2 separate regions of the Homo sapiens genome follow, and region 2 is linked to region 1. A link is a contact called in ENCODE Hi-C or POLR2A ChIA-PET data. All regions are on one chromosome and are shown on one strand. The core of a region is the stretch at or near the end of the contact, and the rest is flanking DNA. Distances in the headings are between cores, read along the strand shown.

What was found. Hi-C counts contacts between places; a loop is a spot of excess contacts on that map. ChIA-PET counts read pairs that join two places held with the same protein, here RNA polymerase II (POLR2A). Pooled maps may share reads with other maps.
Region 2: a loop to region 1 is called in a map of heart right ventricle, with 4 times the contacts of the local background. The contact joins the enhancer-like site here to the promoter of HTR1D in region 1. A Hi-C loop is called at or near these places in 43 of 168 maps with a recorded cell type or tissue (Caco-2, Calu3, GM12878 and 24 more), 11 of 37 single-sample maps with no recorded cell type and 21 of 50 pooled maps. POLR2A ChIA-PET finds 5 or more read pairs at or near these places in 10 of 52 experiments (CD4-positive, alpha-beta T cell, CD8-positive, alpha-beta memory T cell, H1 and 6 more).

What each region holds. Positions count from the first base shown.
Region 1 is chr1:23,214,793-23,221,515 of GRCh38, forward strand. HTR1D (5-hydroxytryptamine receptor 1D) reads right to left here and starts at 2,710. Exons shown (of 2, transcript NM_000864.5): 1 at 2,499-2,710.
Region 2 is chr1:23,274,582-23,281,304 of GRCh38, forward strand. No RefSeq gene overlaps it. Among named protein-coding and RNA genes, the nearest start is that of LINC01355, 7.6 kb to the right of the region's middle. Within about 2 kb of position 3,215, at least 2 of the 41 ENCODE cell types and tissues checked have a DNase peak (open chromatin) inside an H3K27ac peak, as active enhancers do; they include PC-3 and PC-9, where a contact is called at or near this core.

The sequences.
Region 1 (6,723 bases), core at 1,460-3,959:
CCCAGAGCCTAGAACAGTGCCTGGCTGAAAATAAATAGGTGGGTCAACAGCCTGAGGAGCGATCTGGGCTAGAGGCATACATGTATGAGTCATGTGCATAGAGGTGATAACTAAAGCCAATGGGGTGGGTGAGATCACCCAGAGAGAGTGTCTACTAGGAGAGGAGCAGAGGGCCTGGGGGAGCAGAGCATCTAAGGGCTGTAGAAAGGAGAATGAAGCCGCAAAAAGATGAGGGAACAACGTAACAGTGTCAAGTCACAGGGGCCCAGAGAAGAGAGTGTTTTGGGGAGAAGAAACAGTCAGCAGTGTCAACTGCTGCTGAGAGCAGTGAAAGACTGAGCAGGCCAGGCTCCATGGCTCATACCTGTAGTCCCAGCATTTTGGGAGGCCAAGGAGGGTGGATTCTTTGAGCCCAAGAGTTCGAGGCCAGCCTGGGCAACATGGCGACACCCTGTCTCTACAAAAAATGCAAAAATTAGCCAGGCATGGAGTCGCATGCCTGTAGTCCCAGCTACTGGGGAGGCTGAGGCAGGAGGATCACTTGAACTCAGGAAGTTGAGGTTGCAGTGAGCCATGATCACACCACTACACTCCAGCCTGGGTGACAGAGCACCACCCTGTCTCAAAAACAAAAACAAATAAGCAAAAAGACTGAGTGGTGTCTGCTGAATTCAGCTTCCTGGAAGACATGGCTGACCCCTGCCCCTCTGTGGGCCTTAGACGGGAAACATCTGTGCAATGAAAGAGACCTCTCAGGTCTGGGAACTCCATACTCTGAGAATCTGTATTTCTGCTCACATTCACATTACTCTCACCAAAAAGAATAGTCATCCATCCGTGGCCTAGGAGAGAAGGGATGAGCCAGTGGTCCCGCCCTCATTATTGATCCATCAGGTAACTGACAAACTCTAAGGAAGCATCTCTGTTTTTCTGGCCCTGTACTAGGTTCTGGAAGGCGGTGAGCCAGCAGGCAGGCCTGGGACTGGGAAGCCAGCACTAGGGCTCAGGGCTTCTGTGGCTGCAGAGACATGATCTCCATCCCCCACCCACGGGCTGCACTGGGACTTACTTGTTCATGAGATCAAAGCCTTGGTCTGACAGCAGGGCCCTGAAGTGCTTGTAGAGGTTGTTGTAGGGGTAGAGGCCCTAGCCCCTGCCAGTCAAGTCCAGCTGGCCTGGTCCCTCCCTCCTAGCCACCCTCTAGGTCCCAGCTTCCTGGATGTCTCAATGACAAAGGCTGCCTACTTCTCCCCACCAGTGGAGCAGGACTAAAGACTGAAAAAGGCTGGCTACCCCAATGGCCTCACTTGCTGCTGATAAAGTGTCCCCAAATGTCCTTGTGAGGAGGGCTGAGACCCCAGCCAGTGGCTGTGTGATCCAGAGGACAGCGCAGACCCACACCACGGGCTCAACTGGAAAACACTGGAAGCTGGTTGCAAGGAAGAGTGGAGGGGTTGCTGCTGCTGCTACTCAGAGAAATGATGGCCACTAGTGGCTGAGCTCTGGTTTGGAGCCAGGGGCTGTGCTGAGTGACAATCCCATTAGATTTGTACAGTAAGCCTGTGGGGTGAGAATTGTTGTCCCCACTTCATATGGGAGGAAACCACACCTCAAAGAAGGTAAGGGCTTTCCTGAGATCACACAGCTAGTAGGTGGCCAAGGCCAGTTTGCTAATGCAACCGGGACCCTGACTGAGAGCCCTGCTCTTAATCCCGAACTTTCCCAGACCTGGGGACTTTAGTCTTAGATTCTTCTACTGGTAGTGTGACCTTGGGCAAGACGGATTCCCCACTCTCCCCATTTGTAATAAAGCAGATTTCTCAGTGCCCTTCCAGTTCCGGCATTATGTGATTAGCTAGGATTTATACAGAACTTTACAGTTTCTAAAAAAAGCATCTAGCGGGGATCTCACTTATTTCCAGGGACCCTGCAAAGTGAGAGAATGCCCCTCTATTTGACAGACGTGCAAACTGAGGCTTGGAGAGATGCAGTGACCTGCCCAAGGTCACAGAGCCGGTCAGCCCCAGCCCGGAGCCAGCCGGGGCTCCACACCGGACCCCCTTCAACTCTCTCCAGAGAGGGGAGGCCCCTCCGCGGCGCCGCGCCCGAACCTGGCCAGCAGGGGGCAGCGCCCGGCTTCCCTTGGCGCCCGGGGCCCCTCGGGGGGCGTCGCGGTCCCCGGCCCGGGGGTGCTTCCTGCCCCTCCAGTTCTCGCCTGGGCGCTGGGCACCCCCAACGCGCGCGTGGGATCCCGCAGCCTCCCTGGGCGCTGCCTCAGTCCTCCCTTTTCTCCCGGGGCTCTGGACGGCCACCCCCGGTGGCCTCCCTCCGGCCGGGCAGGTCCTCCGGGACCCTCTCCCTGGCGCGCGCCCGTCCGAGGGCACAGAGAGGCGGGACGCCCCGGGCCCCCGAGGCCCCAGGAGGGGCGCCGCTCCCGGCCTCAGTTCCCCGCGGACGGCCGCTGGGGCCAGGCTGCAGACGCGGCCCCGAGAGCTTACCCGCTGCCCGGCGGGCAGGTGCGCACACCCGGCGTACCCGCCCGATCCACTTCCTCGCGCGGCGTCTCCCCGTCGCGGCCGCCTTGTCTCCGCCGCGACCCCCGCCGAACTCGGGGGCCGCCCGCCCCGCCGCCCCGGGGCCCTTTCCGGCTCGCGCCCTCGCGATCCCGCACCTGCCTCCGCCTCTCCCAGAGCCCTGCGGCTCCTTCTCCGCGCTCCCCTTCCCGCGCCCGCCGCTCCTCCTTGCTCCCTCCTCCAGCTCCTCCCTCGCCGGGCTCCCTCCCTACTCGGCCCCCCGCCCGCCCGGAGGAAGGCTTGGCCCCCGGCCTCCCCGCTCGGGATGGTCCGGAGCTCCGAGCCCCGGCCTGCGACTCGTAGCAGCCCCCGCCCAGCACCCGGGGTGGGTACGCGCAGCGGAAGGGAGGTGGAAAAGGCCCCGGGCCAGCGCTCTCCGGCCCCCACCTGTAGGAGGGCAGGTGGGCTGGCTCTGGGGTAGGGGTCTGCAGGGAGGTGGGCCATGCCCAGAGACACTTGGTGAAAGTCCAGCCTCCCCTATCCGTCCGGGTCCCCGGTGTTCATTCCTAGTTGGATTTTTGTTTTCTTCGTCTAACAAATATTGATTGATCTACTGTGTCAGGCATGTTCTAGGCACTGGGGATACAGCAGTGAACAAAACAGAGGTAGACCTAAGGGAGCTTCCGTTCTGTTGCGGGGAGACAACACATTTAATACGCAAAATGCATAAAATATTTATAGAGGTAAAGGGTAGGGAGGATAAGAAAGCAGAGAAAGAAGGTAGGGAGTGGAAGTGAGGGCTCAGGGGCACCTCCCTGCAAAAGTAGCATTTGAGCAAAGTTAGGAGGTGAAGGAGTGGGTCTTGGGAAAGACCCTGAGCCGGATGGTGTCCAAGCTGGATGAATGGAAGGGGGCGGGGGGGGGGGGCGGTCAGAGAGGTAGGGGAGGGACAGCTCCCAGCATCCTTCAAAGGACAGATTCCGAGTGCCAGCCCCCAGCCCCCAGCAGGTGTTTGGGATGCTGAGATGAACCAGCCTGGTTGCAGAGAACCAGGGGAGAGAGAAGACTTGAGCACAAAGACAGGACCAGCAAGAGGCTTCCACTGAAGACAGTGAAGAGGCACGAACACCGGCCATGGCTTGTGTCCAGGTTTCTCGCAGCTCATGAGGAACTGGCCTTGCCTTCTGTGTCCTTACCGGTTTTTTGGTTGGTTGGTTGGTTGGTTGGTTGGTTGGTTTGGAGACGGAGTCTTGCTCTGTCGCCCAGGCTGGAGCGCAGTGGCGCGATCTCGGCTCACTGCCACCTCCGCCTCCCGGGTTCAAGCGATTCTCCTGCCTCAGCCTCCTGAGTAGCTGGGACTACAGAAGCGTGCCACCTGCCCGGCTAATTTTTTGTATTTTTAATAGAGACGGGGTTTCACCGTATTAGCCAGGATGGTCTGCATCTTCTGACCTCGTGATCCGCCCGCCTCGGCCTCCCATAGTGCTGGGATTACAGGCATGAGCCACTGCGCTCAGCTCCTTACTGGGTCTTTATCTGCTTGTTCTTCATGTGTTTTGAAGCCTGTTATTAGTTAGGGGCATTAAGATTGTTATGTTATGTTTGTTTGTTTTTTGTTTTTGTTTGTTTGTTTGTTTTTTAGAGACGGGGTCTTGCTATGTTGTTCAGGCTGGTTTCAAACTCCTGGGCTCAAGTGATCCTCCCGCCTTGGCCTCCCAAAGTGCTGAGATTACAGGTGTAAGCCACTGTGGCCAACCCTGTTATTTCTTCTTGATGAATTGACCCTTTTATCATTACGAAATGACCCTCTGTCCCTGGTAACATTCTTTGTCTTGAAGTCTCCTTCACTGGGTGTAGGGAGAGGCCAGCAGCACCTGCCGGCATTGGTTTATTCGCAGCCCACACAGCTGTTGGACATCTGGCACACCCAAAACTCAGCAGCTCATCTAGACTTTCTATTCTGTGTCCTTCTGTGTCCTTCTGTCTCCACATAACTCTCTACAAACCTAGCCCTCCCCTCCTTTCTTCATGCCCCACCCTCTTGGTTTACCATTTGATGATTGGCCTGGAGCCTACATCTCTCTCAATCTCTCTCTTTTTTGGAAGCCTGTGATCAATGATCATTAATAATGCAAACATTCTTTTCGTCTTAGCACAAATCCCAGGCAAATAAATCACTGGCAAATAGGAGTTATCGGCAACCACACCTCGGCCTCCACTCTACTCAGGCCCTAGGTTCTTTTCCCAAATAGGAAATAGGAAGGTTGAGCAATGAAAAATGTAGGCATTTCCCAAAATAGGCACTGCGGCTCATGCCCCAGGTTGAAGTCAGGAAGGAGGAAAGGGTCCTGTCTACACAGCCGAAGCACTTGCAGCTGCTGTTGGGGTCCTAGCCTAAGATCCTGCAGTTGAAAAATCCAAATGGCAGAGTAAATACAGACACATCCTGGGTGTGTGTCCTCAATGAAAAGACCCTGACAGCCCCAGAAGCTGCCCTGGTCAGGGCGAACCTTGGGCAAAACTTGTATGGCGGCCGGGCGCGGTGGCTCACGCCTGTAATCCCAGCACTTTGGGAGGCCGAGGCGGGCAGATCATGAGGTTAGGAGATCGAGACCATCCCGGCTAAAACGGTGAAACCCCGTCTCTACTAAAAATACAAAAAATAGCCGGGCGTAGTGGCGGGCACCTGTAGTCCTAGCTACTTGGGAGGCTGAGGCAGGAGAATGGCGTGAACCCAGGAGGCGGAGCTTGCAGTGAGCCGAGATCGTGCCACTGCACTCCAGCCTGGGCGACAGAGCGAGACTCCGTCTCAAAAAACAAAAACAAAAACAAAAACAAAAAAAAAACTTGTATGGCATCTCAGCACCTTCTAACAAAACATCTGCTAACAATGTTGAACAATACAAGCCACTGAAGATGGTAAATGACACTGGAAAGCTGGCTGAAGGAAAAGGCTGGGTCTGCTGGAGAGGGTTCACTTCAGCGTCTGAGCCCTTACCCTGGGCCCGTGGATGTGTTAAGCACAGTCCCTGCCCTCAAGAAGCTCACAATCCCCAAGGGAAAACCCACACACAGTTAAGCATAGCACAGTGGGGAAGACCAGGAGAGAGGTAGCAGGGGGCCCACGGGGCTCAGAGTGGAGCACCTGGGAGGTGGGCAAGCAGTCAGGAAGCAGCTGGGAAGGGTACCCCTGTGCTGAGTCTTGAAGGATGAGTGGGAGGCATCTAAGCAAAGAAAGAGCAAGGGACGTGGAGAAATTCCCTGGCAGAAGGAATATTTGTGCAAAGGCATGGAGGCTAAAGAGAATTCAGTTAGGGCCACTGCAAGTCTTTTGGTATTACTAGAGTTGTGGAGAGTGGTTGACACGAGGCTGGAGGAGTAGGAAGGGGCCAGCACGTGAAGAGCCTTGAATGCTAGGAAAAGAAGCTGGGCTTTATCCTTAGAGTGATGGGAGCCAGGGAAGGGCTTTGAGCAAGGGAATGACATGATTAGACAGGACAGATTGCTAATCCCTGATGCCCTGAAACTTAATACTCAATTTTTCCTATCAATTGCCCAAGATCCCTCTTAAATTATAACCAATATATTTATTTGAAAGCTTGGTTTTTCTCAGTTTCTTACCCTATATATGCATCTCAAAAATGTGTAAAGTACTCCAGCATCAGGGGAAAAGCACAAAACTCTAGGAACTTGTATGTGTGAAACAAAGTGGCTCATTAAAAGCTCAGAATTATTTTGAAATCTCATTTTTATTTTTAAAATCTACAAAATTTTTTGTTTTACTATATCAATGTTTAATAGAAATAAAATATTTCAAGTTACTCACCATTGAATAAACTTGACACTATTGGGGAAAAAAAACTATAAGTCCAGTGATCAGACTGGGTCTGAATCTCAATTTTGCTGTTTAATAGCTGTGCAATCCTGGACAAGTTATCTAAATTCTGCGAGCCTCATTCTGCCCATCTGTAAAATGGTCACAATTAAGCATACCTATCTCATGGGGTTAGTTATGATGAGGGCCACGTTGAAATCATGCATCTGAAGTACACAACACAGGACCTTGCACACAGGAAGCTCTTCAGGAGTATTCCCCATGACTCTACTTATAGTTGGGATGCCACACTTTTCACAATGATTTTGTGTTTACCTCCCCCAATATTATGAGTTTCTAGAGGCCAGCTTGTGTCTTACTCACCTAGGTATCCCC
Region 2 (6,723 bases), core at 1,965-4,464, 60 kb after region 1:
GAGACTATATGGTTCATGTAAACTTGTTTTTGAGGCAAAGGGATGACCAGAAATCTAGGACAATTGGCATCAAAATAATTAACAATAGCAATGGATTACAAACCACAGAATAAAATACAAGTCCATGAGTCCATACTGACATAAGTGAATGGGGAGAAGGGAAAGCTCTTCCTTACAGTAGATTGACAGCTAATAAATACAAAAGGAATGATGTTAAAACCAGTAGGTGCAAGTTTAATGAGGAACATAGTCTCAAAGAATATCCTCACTAATTGGCCGGGTGTGGTGACTCACGCCTGGAATCCCAGCACTTTGGAAGGCCGAGTCGGACAGATCACTTGAGGCCAAGAGTTCGAGACCAGCCTGGGCAGCATAGCAAAACCCCATCTCTACTGAGGCGGCAGGATTGCTTGAACCTTCGAGGCAGAGGTTGCAGTGAGCTGAGATGGGGCCTCTGCACTCCAGCCTGGAGGACAGAGCCAGACTCCATCTCAAAACAAAGAAACAAACAAAAACACAAAGAAAGGCTGAAAGATGATTTCAGATTAAAGGAGACTAAGAGCAGTGTATGATCCTGACTTCGATGCAAGATTGGGAAAAAATTGCTATAAATGACATTACTGGGACAGTGGATGAAATTTGAAAATGGGCAATGAGCTGGATGTGGTGGCTCACACCTGTAATCCCAACACTTTCAGAGGCTAAGGTGGGCAGATCGCTTGAGGCCAGGAGATCAAAACCAGCCTGGGCAACAAAGTGAGATGGCATCTCTACATAAAATTAAAAATTTGCTGGGCGTGGAGGCGCGTGCCTGAGGTCCCAGCTACTTGGGGGGCTGAGGTGGGAGGATCGTTTGAGCCCAAGAGGTGGAGGCTGCAGTGATCTATGATCACCCCACTGCACTCCAGCCTGGGCAATAGAGCAAGACCAGGAAAGAAAATGGGCTATGGGAGGTTGTGCCATTGCACTCCAGCTTGGGCAACAAGAGTGAAACTGTCTCAAAAAAAAACAAAAAACAAAAAGGTGGGGGGGCTATGGATTAGATAATTCTATTGTATCAATGTTCGATTTTCTGATATTGACAACTGTAAGATAACGTCCTCACTTTTAAAAGACACACTTGAAATATTTATGGGTACAGGTACACAATGTTTCCAATTTACTCAGAAGTTTTAGGAACACACAAGCACATGCACACACACACACACACACACACACAGAGGAAATGATAAATAATGTAGACAATTGGTGAATCTGGGTAGAGGGTATAGGAAGTTCCTTGTATCATTCTTGCAACTTTTCCATAAGTTTGAAATTATATAAAAATAAATTATAACAAAAATGGTTGACCAGAAACTTTTTTTTTTTTTTAGACAGAGTCTTGCTCTGTCACCCAGGCTGGAGTGCAGTGGCACGATCTCTGCTCACTGCAAGCTCTGCCTCCCGGGTTCATGCCATTCTCCTGCCTCAGCCTCCCGAGTAGCTGGGACCACAGGCACCTGCCACCACGCCCGGCTAATTTTTTGTATTTTTAGTAGAGACGGGGTTTCACCGTGTTAGCCAGGATGGTCTGGATCTCCTGACCTCGTGATCCGCCCTCCTCAGCCTCCCAAAGTGCTGGGATTACAAGCTTGAGCCACTGTGCCCGGCCAACCAGAAACTTTTAATTTCACCCCACAGTGCTAAAAATATTCCTAAACTATGAGTCTACTTTCTTGGTTTGGTAAACACTCTCTAAGAAACATAACCGTAGCTCTCTGAAATAATTAAGAAATTCTTCAAGATCCTAAATCTTCAATAACCATTTATGCATGATGAGAAAAAGTTAGTAAATTTAATTTTCCATATAACCAAAACTTATTCCTTTAAGTCATTCTTTTAGCAAGTGTGTGGGAAACTTCTATGTACCAGATACACTCTAGGTGTTGATCCCTGCACTTGTGGAGTTTATATCTAGCAGAGAGAGAGAGACAACAATAAATGTAATTAATAAGTAAATTATATACTGTAGGATAAAAAATGATAAGTGCTGGAGAAGCAGCAGAGCAGATGATGATAAGTGCAAGGGCAAGGGAGGTCGGGCTGGGCTGCAATCTCAAATAGGGCCTTCTTGTGGAGAAGGCCTTTGAGTATAGGCTTGGAGGTGAGGGAGTGAGCTGTGCAGATACTCTGCCTAAAGGCTCTCCAGGCAGAGGGAACAGCCAGTGCAGAGACCCTGGGGTAGAAGTTGCCCAGAGTTTCAAGGAGCAGTAAGGAAGCCACTGTGGCTACAGTGAAGTGAAAAAGTAATATTTTAGCTCAAAATCCTCCACTGCCTTCCCATTTGTCTCAAAAATCCTCGCAGCAGGTTTTAAGGTCCTACAGACCTGATTTCACTACCTTTCTGATTTCACCTCTTACTTCTCTTTTAAGTTCATAAACATTTTTATTTATTAATATTGGAACAAAAATATCTTTTAAAAAATGCATTATTGGCTGGGTACGGTGGCTCACGCCTGTAATCCAGCACTTTGGGAGGCCGAGGTGGGCAGATCACCTGAGGTCAGGAGTTTGAGACCAGCCTGGCCAACATGGTGAAACCCTGTCTCTACTAAAAATACAAAAATTAGCTGGTCGTGGTGGTGCATGCCTGTGGTCCCAGCTACTCAGGAGGCTGAGGCATGAGAATTGCTTGAACCTGGGAGACGGAGGTTGCAGTGAGCCAAGATCGCGCCACTGCACTCCAGCCTGGACAACAAAGCGAGACTCCATCTCAAAAAAAAAAAAAAAACAGTCTCACTATGTTGCTCAGGCTGAAGGGCAATGGCTATTCAGAGGCATGAACATTGCACACTACAGCCTCAAGCTCCCAGGCTCAAGCAATCCTTCTGCCTCAGCTTCCAAGTGCCACTGGTGTGCATGACCACACCTGGCTTTAGTTGAGCAAGTACTGAGCACCTTACATATGTTAAAACATACTACAATTCATCCTGGTGTAGATATTAAACTCCCTTTTAGAAAAATGTATGCATAGTGAATGATATATTTACATTTAGGTCAAAATGCTTCTGAAGAAATCACTATAGAGTATTAAAGTGTATCAGGAATCATAAATAGGTATTACTAAGTTTGCATGTCAAAGGTCAGCTTTATACACTTAATAGGAAAGTAGCCTCAAATTCATCCTAAGTTTTGGCAGCCAGCCTCCAAGGTGGCCCTGATGATTCTCACTTCATGGTATTCTAGCCCTGGGTAGTCTCCTCCCATACTGAAGAGGGTTGACCTGTGTGGTCAATGAGATACTGTGGAAATGGAGTCTTCCTATTCACTTTGTGGGGGAAGCCAGCTACATGAGAATATTCAGTATATGCAGAAGTCCACTTGCCTAGGAAGTGAGGTGTAGTCATGCACGTGAGCCACCTTGAAAGCAAATCCTGCAACCCTAGTCAAGCCTTCAGATTACTTTTTAAAAAAAAAAAAAAAAAGACATGGTCTTCCTCTGTCACCCAGGCTGGAATGCAGTGGCACAACCACAGCTCACTGAAGCCTCAACCTGTCGATCTGCTGGGCTCAAGCAGTCCTCCCACCTCAGCCTCCCGAGCAGCTGGGACTACAAGTGTGTGCCACCATGCCTGGCTAATTTTTAAATTTTTTTGTAGAGACGAGGTCTCACTATTGTTGCCCAGGCTGGTCTTGAACTCCTGAGCTCAAGCGATTCTCCTACCTTGGCCTCCCAAAGTGCTGGGATTACAGGTGTTAGCCACCGCACCCAGCCTGCAACCTCTTAAGAGTCAGAATCACTCAGCTAAGTGACTCTTGGATTCTTCACCCAGAGTAATTGTAGAGGATAATAAATGTTTGTTTTAAGCTGCTAAGTTTTAGGGGGGTAATTTGTTATGCAACAACAGGTAATGCATAGAAACCTGTCCAATATAACTCATGGAAATTTTGTCTTGCCATTTCATCTATTGGGATGGGAAAAGATTGAAGGACTCTTAATTGTGAACAGTCAAAAGGTTGAAAATGTTATAAGAAGTTGCTTTAAAGAGCAGCTCATAAATCAATCTTTGTAGGAAAGCTGACAATTTCCAACTATGGGGTACAGAAGTTGGGCCTTGGAGTATACTAGGTAATTCATTTTCTTAAAACTGAGGACCAGACCAGGTACTCTGTACCTCCAGTAAAGATCAATGATCACAAGGGAGAGTCACACAGGAACTAATGGAAGAAAAGGAACCCAAACTCAGACTCCTGCTGCTCCCCTCTCATTACTCGTCACATGCTTAGTTTTTTAGACCATTTCTGCCAAAGTAAACAACAGTAAATAACAGCCCAACTTACCTTTACATCTGTATTTCCTACTCCTTTTATTTCAGGCACCCATGAGTCAAACCAAACAGAACCAACCACCAGTCAAGAAAATTACGCCTTCTTAAAAACTAATCTATACCTCCTACCACACACACAATGTGATTTTTCATACAAATCACATTGTATTACACTTCAAACATCTCACTTGAGTTCTAATTATGAAGGCAGGGTCATGTTTTATGTTTTTGTGTACCTGAGGCTTAACACAGCACCTCTAGGCATATTTCAGTAAATACAGCTGGTATACGTCGTGCCATTTGACTTCTGTATTTTAGTTCCTTCTGCTTTATCATCTTAGAACACACCCTTCTCATATACCTCTGTATCTAAAATCCTGGCTTACTTCAAGTATCATCCCAAAGAAATATTCTAATTTCTACTACCACCTACCCCCATTGTCATCCTACCTCATATAAAACAGAAGTAATCCCTACCTCATCTGAACCCCCACAGAATCTAGATCTCCTACATTAAATCTTAGTTGAATGAATTAAGAGATTGAGTTCAGGACTCGTCTCCTGGAAGTCTTCCTTGAATCTGCCCTCCTTTGCTCTATCCCAACATGCACTACAATGTATTAAATCATTTGTGTGCATGCTCCACCAGCATACCCTTCCTTCTCTGATGGCACCTAGAAAGGATCAACATGCTTTCAGGACACTATCAAAAACAGTGTTACCACACTGACAGTATGGCCATTCTCATCTTAGAAATGCCTCTTTCAACTAAAAATGAATATTCTTTCTTTTTTAGATAGCAGATATATCAATTTACATGAAGAGTTCGAAGGCTAGAACAATAAGCCCAGGTACATTAAGACTAATGGTAGAAAATCGGAGGTACCAAGGCCCTATGAAAACCAAAACCACCCCACCTTCTTTGCTGCTGGCCAGATTTTGGCAGCTGAACTCAGTTAAAGTTCATGTTCCTGTTTTCTTGATAGATGTCAAAATGTAATCTAGAGCCTGCTATTCAGTATCACCTGGATGCTTGTCAGGAATGCACTCTCAAATGGTCCAGCCACCTTAGAAAATAGTTTCCCGGTTCTTTAAAATGTTAGTTACCATATGACCCAATAATTCCACTCCTAGGTATATTCCCAACAGAAATGAAAACATACTTTCACACAAAATCTTGTACATAAATGTTCATAGCTGTATTATTCATAATAGCCAAAAAATGGAAACTGATGCAGGGACACAGAAAACGTGCTATAGCCATACAATGGAGTATTATTCAGCCACAAAAAGGAATGAAGTACTGATACATGCTACAACATCGATGAACCTTGAACACTAAGTGAAAGACGCCAGGTACAGAAGTCTATAAAACGTTATGAAATGTCCAGAAGATATAAATTAAGGCAGAAAGTGGATTAACAGTTGCCAGATGCTGGTGGAGGGGAAAAGGGTGGAAGGGAGAGGGGGATGGGGAGTGATAGGTACAAGGTTTCTTTTTCAGCACGGTGAAAATGTCCTGAAATTAGAATGGTGATAGTGGAACAACTCTACATGCTAAAAAACAGTTAATTGGACAGTTTTAAAGAGTGAATTTTATGGTATGTGAAATATATTTCAAACTACTTTTAAAAAAAGAGAAAATAAATTCAAATTCTCCAGGTTGACCCCAGACCTACTAAATCAAAATCTGCATTTTAACAAGATCCCTGGTGATTCCCATACACACTGAAGTTTGAGAAACAGTGATTTAAAAGATACATGGTCAAAATTGTTCCTCTGGTTAATCTCATTCACAGAATAGTTAACTTGATTTCACTAGGGTGAATTTTTTCTGCCACAATTGCTTGCTATACAATTAAATGCTCATATTGATTCTACAACTTCTGGTTTTTCCCTCAAAAATTTGCAAAGTTTTAGTACTGGTTGGAACCTGCACCGAACTAGGAGCAAAGCCTTGGCACTTTTTCTTTTTTCTATTGAGACAGGGTCTCGCTTTGTCGCCCAGGCTGGAGTGCAGTGGCTTGTTCTCAGCTCACTGCAGCGTTGACCTCCCAGGATCAAGTGACCCTCCCACCTCTCAGCCTCCCAAGTAGCTGGGGTGAGAGGTGCACAACATCAGGCCCAGTTAACTTTCTGTCTTTTTAGTAGAGATGGGGTTTTGCCACGTTGACCAGGCTGGTCTCGAACTCCTTAGCTCAAGCAATCCTCCTGCCTGAGGCCTCCCAAAGTGCTAGGATTATAGGTGTGTGCCACCACATCCGGCACACATGTATTTTTTAATCCTCAACAGTACTGGGTATATAGAAGATGCTGTCACTTTAATTAAACCACCAGTTTTGAAGGGAGTGGCAATAACATACGTAAAGTGAACAAAGAAGGTAGAGAATCTAATGGGAAATAAGACAAAAAAAAC